Regions from separate parts of the Mus musculus genome. Here regions 2 and 3 are each linked to region 1. Evidence: chromatin loops called from intact Hi-C (ENCODE). Cell type or tissue: left cerebral cortex. All regions are shown on one strand. Region 1 holds the start of Clk3 (CDC-like kinase 3). Region 2 holds the start of Arid3b (AT rich interactive domain 3B (BRIGHT-like)). Region 3 has its middle 4.1 kb from the start of Sema7a.

Region 1 (2,500 bases):
AGGGCACAGGCTGGTGGAAGCTGGTGCTTTGGAGCAGTGGGTAAGCAGCAAGTCTCCTTCTGGGGGAGCGCAGGGCTGAGCAAGGGGTGGAGGAGCGGTTCCAAGGTTCCTCTCAACAGAGTACCACAGAGATGAGATGTGTATGCCGGGAGACGTTCATCAACCTAACTTTACTTCAGAACCAGTTCTTTTCTTCTGCTAGGTTTTATGAAGAGAGACAAGAGGACGAAGGTCTAATGGGAGACCATCCAGGAGGAAGGCCAAGCTGCAGCCTCTGGAGAGGACAGGGCTAGGAGACAGCTCCTATATCAGCTGTCAGCAAGAAGTCCTCTCTGTAGAGAGAGTGGGGGCTGTAGGCAGATGGCCCTGATTTTTCCTGTTAGGATGGTAGGCAGGAAGACGGTCTAAATTATCTCATTTCTGACACTTGGGGTAGGGCAGGAGATGGGAACTTTTTGAGGATGTCGGCCTTAAACTGGAGGATGCTATTTTCCCGTAGCCATGGAAACATGGCTGGGCAGCATTGGTAGGAGGTGACGACACCACAGAAACCTGTGAACGAAGGAAATTCTATCAGTGTGGGCCTGGCCTCAGGTGGGAGCTGCATCTTCTGACGCCTGGATATTTCAATCTTTGGCTTCTAGGCTGGAAACCAATGGGGCAGGACTCGGGCAGAAGCAGTTGAAATGGCTGTTGAATGTCTGTGGGGTTGGAAGGTGACTATGAGTCAGTTTGAGTTTGCAAAACATAATCACCCAGCTTTTTAACTCAACCGCTTTTACTTGGTTGGTGATGAAGATGCCGGGCCATTACGTCAGAACCAGAGGCAAAGCTCTCTAAAGGCAGTTTCATCACTGCAGGGGGGCCTAGGGAGCCACAGCACCTGGTGGGCGCGCATCCCGTACGGGGAGGGGACACCTGGGAAACCCTGGCTGTCCGCGTTGAGTCAGCAAGATCCTAAAGCTATGCCCCGCCCTGGCCGGCCGCCGCAGCCTCGCGGACCTCGCGTGGCGTGGGGCAATTAGGCGCGGCACCCGCCCGCTTGGCTGCGCGACGCGCGGGGGCGGGGACGCTGTCAAAGCGAGGCCCAACCAAAGGACCGCGACTTGTATTCTCTTCTGAAAAAAAAAAAAATAAGACCTCATGATCCTGCCACGACAAAGCGTTGGACAGTAGGTGGGAGGGGTCTAGACTGGGTGCCTCACGCCCGATGCCGCAGCGAAAGGACGGGCTGAGTGACTCGAGTGGCAGAGCGGGAGCGCGGCGCGGCTCGGGGCTTTTGTGTGGCGCGGGTTTCCTAGCAAGACTGACAGCAAGACGCTCTGAGGTGTTCAAGGGAAGGGGACGATTTCTCCGTCAGACCCCACCGCCGAGGCTCGCGGGGATCTTCCCGGAGACTGCTCGCTCGAGCCAGCTGGGGCGTGGCACCAGGACTTTCAAAAAACCCGCACAAGCCGAGAGCAGAATGTGTCGTTTGCTTCTTGCGCGCAAGCGGAGTCGCGCCCGCCTTCCTCTGCCCGGGCGCACCGACCGCCTTCGTCTCTAGCGCCCTCCCGGGCCCCGGGAGAACAATGCCGGTCCTCTCCGCGCGCAGGAAGAGGCTGGCGAGCACAGCTGGGCCGCGGCGGGGAAGCGGCCCCAGCCTGGCAGTCCGGTGGGTTCCTCCTTTAGGCCCAGAGCCGTCCTCAGACCGTGGTCGCGCACCGATGCGGCCTCGGGGGCCTACGTGCAGCACCACACGGAGAGGGGCAGGCCGCGGCCCGAGGCTGCTCCCGGGACCTCCGGGAAGAGACCTCCACCGATGTCGCCCGGACCCTGGCGGGGCAGGCCAGTCCCCCAGAGTCTGCGAGTTCGGGGCTAGAGCGGTCAGGCCTCTGGGCCGGGTCGAGCCCGGGCCGCCGACGGCTGCGTCACGCGAGGGGGCGGTGCTGCCACGGGCGGAGGCCAGAGCCGGAAGCGGAAGAGGCGCTCGGAGTGGGGAGTGGGGCCTAGCCGCAGCCGGAGCCTGGGAGACGGTGAGTGTGGGCCCGAGCCCGTGGCCGGGCAGCTGGGGTGAGTCGGTGGGGACGGCCACGCCGGTACGGGTACCGTGCCACCCGGTCGGGTCTCGGCTTGGACCTATTTCCCTCTTCGGCCCACGTCAGGCCGCGGTCCCGACCTCTCACCCCTGACCCGCCGCTTCTCTCCCTGAGGGCGGTCACTGCAGACCCCTTTTCTGGTTCCCGCGGTGTTGGAGGCGGAGCTCCAGCGGCCTCGGAGCCGGCTGGGAGGCTTCCCTTTGGGTCCCGCGCCGGCCCGCTGGCTGGGTCGCGTCCGACCTAGGCTATCCTGGAAAGGCTTTCCCTGCCCCGAGCTCGAGGCTTAGCCCGCAGATCTCCTTCGCGCGCCGCCTGGAGTTTGATTCTGGCCCAGGCTGGCCATCCCTTTGGTCGCCGGGTCTTCCCTTGGCGGTTACGGGGAACGGGGCTCTGAGATCCCTGGGATTCGGGCAGAAGGAAGG
Region 2 (2,500 bases), 71 kb before region 1:
AAAGTCGGCTGCTGCAGCCATCTTCCAGTAATTGGCCAAAATGACGAACACAAAGGGAAAGAGGAGAGGCACCCAGTATAAATGTTCTCTAGGCCTTTTAGGAAACATGGCGTTGTTCCTTTGGCCACGTACATGCGAATCTACAAGAAGGGTGATATTGTAGACATTAAGGGAATGGGCACTGTTCAAAAAAGAATGCCCCATAAGTGCTACCATGGCAAACCCGGAAGAGTCTACAATGTCACCCAGCATGCTGTGGGCATCATTGTAAATAAGCAAGTTAAGGGCAAAATTCTGGCCAAGAGGATCAATGTGCGGATTGAGCACATCAAGCACTCGAAGAGCAGGGACAGCTTCCTGAAGCGGGTGAAGGAGAACGATCAGAAGAAGGAAGCCAAGGAGAAGGGCACCCGGGTGCAGCTGAAGCGCCAGCCTGCGTCAACCAGAGAAGCACACTTTGTGAGGACTAACGGAAACTGCTGGAGCCCATTCCATATGAATTCATGGCCTAGTGGACAAAAAAGAAATAAGGGACCAGGACTGCAACAAAACAAAACAAACAACAACAACAACAAACCATAAAAGTTTTCATCAGGAACTGAGATGGATTAGTGAGTTAAGAGCGTGGCGCCAAAGAATAAGGGTCTAAATTTGGATATCCAACGCCTCAGTAAAAAGCCAGGTGTGGTGCACACCTGCAATCCTAGCATTTCAGAAGTAAAGACAGGATTCCTGGAGCTTGATGGTCAACTACTTTTGCTAAATAGGTGAGCTACCTTCTAACAAGAAAGAAAAGAGGGGAAGGGAAGGAAGAAGGGAAGGGACAAGAAAAGCCAGTGGCAATAAGTTCTAGGTTTTGGCTGGGATTGTTTTAAGACCCAAAACTAAGCGAGCCATAGACTCTGGATCAAGGATGATGGTCAGTTGGGAGAAAGGTAAAACAAGGAGGTGCATGCATAAATTCACAGAAGTTCCCCAGAGTTAGGAGTCCCAGAAGACAAGGTTTTGTTGTTTTATTGTATAAGCGGTGCCAGGATTCAGCTTCTACCTTTGGAACCTGAAGAAAGAAAACATTAACCCCTGTGACGAGGTGAGGTTGGGGATGGATAGAGGTGGTGTTCCAGAACAGGAAAATTTCAATCCAAAAAGTGAAATTTAGAAAAAAACTAATAAAAGGCTGGAATGCTTCATTAAGACTAGCTGAAAGTTAGCACTCTTTATTCCTTTCTTTCACTTATTACAAACAATTCACAACCACGGCAGCCAGAAACCCGTGTGCTGTAGTCAGTCCTACTCTTTTCAACTCCCCGCGAAAGCACTCACACCGGAACTCCTCTGAGTCCGTGCTCTCCCATTGGCCGAAGCCTCCGCCCGCCTTAAATGGCTTCCGCCCACGGCTTCAACCAGAGGGCGGTCTCTAGGAGTCACTTCCGTCTCGCACTACCCACCCACCCCCACCTCGTTCCCTTTTTAGCTGCTTCCGGCCTCGGGCCCCGCCCCCCACCGTGGGGCCCCGCCCCTACCTGCCCCTCCCCCGCCCCGGGCTGACGGCCGGGCCCCGCAGCACAGCTTCCGGTGCGGGCCCCGCCCCGGCTGTGGCCCCCAGCTGCGGAGGAGTAGCAGGCTCAGCTGCTACGCTGGGGTCTGAGCGGCTGCCTCCTCCCTACCCGCGAGCCCGGAACGCTGCACATAGGTGAGCGGCGCGGGTCGTGGTTCTTTCTGCCGCGGCGGGAGAGGGGCTGTGGCAGGTGGAGGGGACCGAAATGGGAGCCGAGGCAGGTGTGTAGGGGAGACGCGGGCTAGTGAAGCCGGGGTCCGCTGAGAAAAAGTGAGAGCATCGGGAGGAGCCCCGTCCTCCCGGTGTCCAAAGGAGTGGTTTGAGATAAAGAGATGGGAAAGGTAAGGGACCCCCCCCCCCTTTTGGCAACCGCAGAGCGAGCTTAGATGGAGTAATTAGAGAAGAGCCGGGAGATTGGCAAAGGGGGCTTGGTGGAAGTAAAAGTGATAGGGCTCCATTGGGTGGGAGGTAAAGAATGGAAAGAGGGGTCGAAGAGGGTCGGGGACAGAGCTGGAAACGAAGGTAAGGGAAATGGTCACCAAGGCCGGGCTCAAGCGGCAAGCAGTCCGTTGCTCTCGGTTTGGAGGTCCGGGAAGTTTAAAAAACCCGAGCGAGGGATGGAGAGATGAAGTTAGATTTCGGAGACGTAAATTCTCTAGATGTTAGTAGTATTGTTTGAATCCTTGGCTGCTTAGGGATTGGGATGAGATGGACTCTTCGGGAGGATGTGCCAATTGAGTTGTAAAACGGAGTCATCTCTGTCTTAATAAAGACGCTATCGGACACCCCTCTCCCTTGCTGAGGAAAGCCTACCGAGAAGATGGTGCCAACCAGAAAAGAAGCAGTTGTACTATGACTGGCAGGAGTTGGTTGAAATATTCCAGTTGTGTTGTTTGACTTTAAAGATTATACGAATATTTCTAAATGACCAGTGAATTGCTT
Region 3 (2,500 bases), 170 kb before region 1:
GAACCAGCGGAGGTCCTAAGGTCCATCACAATATTCCAACAGAGCCTCTTACCCTCTGGGACCAAACTCAGTCCGTTTCTCCTTTCCCAAGCTTTCCTCAGTCTTGATTCCACAGCCTGACCTTGCAGGCATGACCTACCCCAACAAGAGGCCCAAGGTGAGGAGATACAACATACACACAGGTTGACCATCATACTAATTTTCATAGATATAATAATCTAAGAATCTAACTTCTCAGGGTTATTAATAGCTCTAGTCGTTTGTGTCGCCTCCTCATGTAGGATTCCATCCCTGCCATTAAGTCTCCACCCAGGCCTGCCTCTAACAACAGGAACGATTTACTCATCTTCATGTCCCCTAATTGTCAGAGGCACACAGACCAAGCAGGTCATGGGTGGAATGCTGTTTACAGGACAGCTGCTACTCAGCTCAGGACCATGGAGGCCACAGAAAAGGCAGCAGATAGACCGTCTGGCTTTTCAAGTGAAGTTGAAAGTTAAGTCTTTGCTCAAACTCTCCGGTTTAAAGAGATCATCATCAAATAAAAGCATCACCAAATGATCCAAAAAAGTTAACACGGATGCATGATGCCAGGTGTTAGGAGCTAGAGAGATAGCTTAATGGTTAAGAGCACTGGTTGCTCTTCCAGAGGACCCACATTCTATTCCCAGTACTCACATGCTAGCATTCAACTGGCTATAACTCCAGTTCCAGGGGCTGATGGCAGTGTATACATATGGTGCAGAGACATGTGAACAGGTAAAACACCCATATACACAGAATAATAAATAAATACATACATAAATAAATACATAAATAAATAAATAAATAAAGTTTTAAGAAACAAAACAGTTTTTAGGCCACATCTGGACCACTCTGCACACCATGCCTGTCCGTCTCACAAGCATGGCACAGTAGCTTTAGTTACCATTGTTGCTGGCCACATGCCTAGGTGTGCCTGGGTAGGAGTGAGTGCAGAGCTCTTTAGGCTCTACAGATCCCAGTACCACATCTCACCACACCACACATCTCCAAACCCTCACCAGCTTGTTCTCAAGCTCCTGCTTTCTCTCCCTAAGCCGGATCAGAGTCTACCAGCTACCAACTCTGATTGAAAGACTTGAAAAACACACATTACTTAGCCCCTCTGGTCTGCACTGCCCAGTGCCAGCCTATACCTGTATCTGTCGCAAACATACATTTTCATTTGATCTCTACCCTAAATTGTTAAAAACTCAATGAGATCAAAATGTGAAAATCCAGAGAGGAATATTTAGTGAGGACAGGCAGAGAAGAGCTAGACTTTTTCACCTTCCGTTAAGGCGGTCAGCTCAAGTATGACTGGGTGAGACAGTTTAGCACTCTTAGATGGCACTGGGCTTGTGGTAGGAGCGCCACCTGGTGTCTGCAAGTCTTAGGGACAGGACAGAAACTCCCAAACCTTTGCAGAGAAATCTCCTCCCTCCAGCCCATTCCCAGGCCACAGACCCATCTCTGAGCTTCCATTCTTGCTCTCCAGGGCCTGGATCAGATACAATCACATGAAATCACATGTGACCCATCAGTTGTAACAAAATCTCCTGACTAGATGGATCTGGAAAGTTCCTATCTCAGCTTGGCAGCTAAGTTATTTGGCAGTGCCCTGTCCCAGGCCAACTCTGATTCTTTTTTTCTTTCCTTTCCTTCTTCCTTCCTTTCTTTCCTCCTCCTCCTCCCTCCTTCTCCCTTCTGCTCCTCTTCCTCTCCCTCCTCCTTTTCCTTATCCTTCTTCTCCTTCTTCCTTCTTTTCCTTATCCTTCTCTTCCTCTTCCACTTCCTCCTTCTCCTCCCCTTCCTCCTCTTCTTTTTCTTCTTGACAGGGTCTTACTCTCTTGTAGTCCAGGTTGGTCTCAAACTTACACCAATCCTCCTGCTTCAGCCTCTTGAGTATTGAGATCATAGGTGTAAGCCACCATGGTTTCTTTGTTCACAAGTGAGAAAGAAGAGCTGACGCAGTTGTTTACCTAACCAGCTCCTTTCTGGCCTGGAGTAAAGCATGGTACCTTCGGCATTTTTTTTTTTTTGCTTGGACCCTGGACGACATGCACTCTTACTATGCTTTACATAGGGTAGGCCCGGACCCTCCCAGCTGATATGATCCTTGGGCTTGCTAGGACCCTAGCAATGAGAAGACCACATATAGGCCAGTGCTCCAAAAAATCACTCACCTTTTCTCATGGATGTAAGAACTCACAAATTGCACTTCTTGGGACCAAAAGCATTATTCAAAAGGCATGCATACAGTCCAACTTAGGAGCCTCTTAACACAGCCCTCGTGGCCTCAGACAGCCTCTAAGTACATGCCTCTGATGACAATGTACTCCATCATGGAGGACCTCTGCCCATCTTCTTAGCTCTGCACAAAGGTTTCTTCCTCTGGAAGACTGCCAAATAGTGGTCTAAAGCTACACAATTCTGTCTATTCACTTTATAGAATACAGCCCCTTCATAAATTTAGGTC

Evidence for each region. A loop is a pair of places that touch in the nucleus more often than their neighbours do. Peaks named below come from ENCODE experiments on the same cell type or tissue, not always from the same donor. Only the 100,000 strongest peaks of a DNase experiment are listed, where the experiment ranks them.
Region 2: it touches region 1 in a loop (6-fold over the local background); 16 of 42 quality-filtered maps call a loop at or near these places.
Region 3: it touches region 1 in a loop (3-fold over the local background); 3 of 42 quality-filtered maps call a loop at or near these places.

The regions. Positions count from the first base shown.
Region 1 is chr9:57,764,589-57,767,088 of GRCm38, reverse strand. It overlaps Clk3 (CDC-like kinase 3), which reads left to right and starts at 1,975. Exons shown (of 13, transcript NM_007713.5): 1 at 1,975-2,015. In left cerebral cortex, CTCF peaks have their summits at 1,551 and 2,408; DNase peaks (open chromatin) are centred at 479, 1,478, 1,918 and 2,172; H3K4me3 peaks cover 1,960 bases; H3K27ac peaks cover 2,500 bases.
Region 2 is chr9:57,835,875-57,838,374 of GRCm38, reverse strand. Arid3b (AT rich interactive domain 3B (BRIGHT-like)) reads left to right here and starts at 1,596. Exons shown (of 9, transcript NM_001379353.1): 1 at 1,596-1,693. It also overlaps the pseudogene Gm7547. In left cerebral cortex, a CTCF peak has its summit at 1,372; DNase peaks (open chromatin) are centred at 1,392 and 2,144; H3K4me3 peaks cover 1,655 bases; H3K27ac peaks cover 573 bases.
Region 3 is chr9:57,934,769-57,937,268 of GRCm38, reverse strand. No RefSeq gene overlaps it. Among named protein-coding and RNA genes, the nearest start is that of Sema7a, 4.1 kb to the left of the region's middle. In left cerebral cortex, a CTCF peak has its summit at 1,396 (motif pointing left); a DNase peak (open chromatin) is centred at 1,388.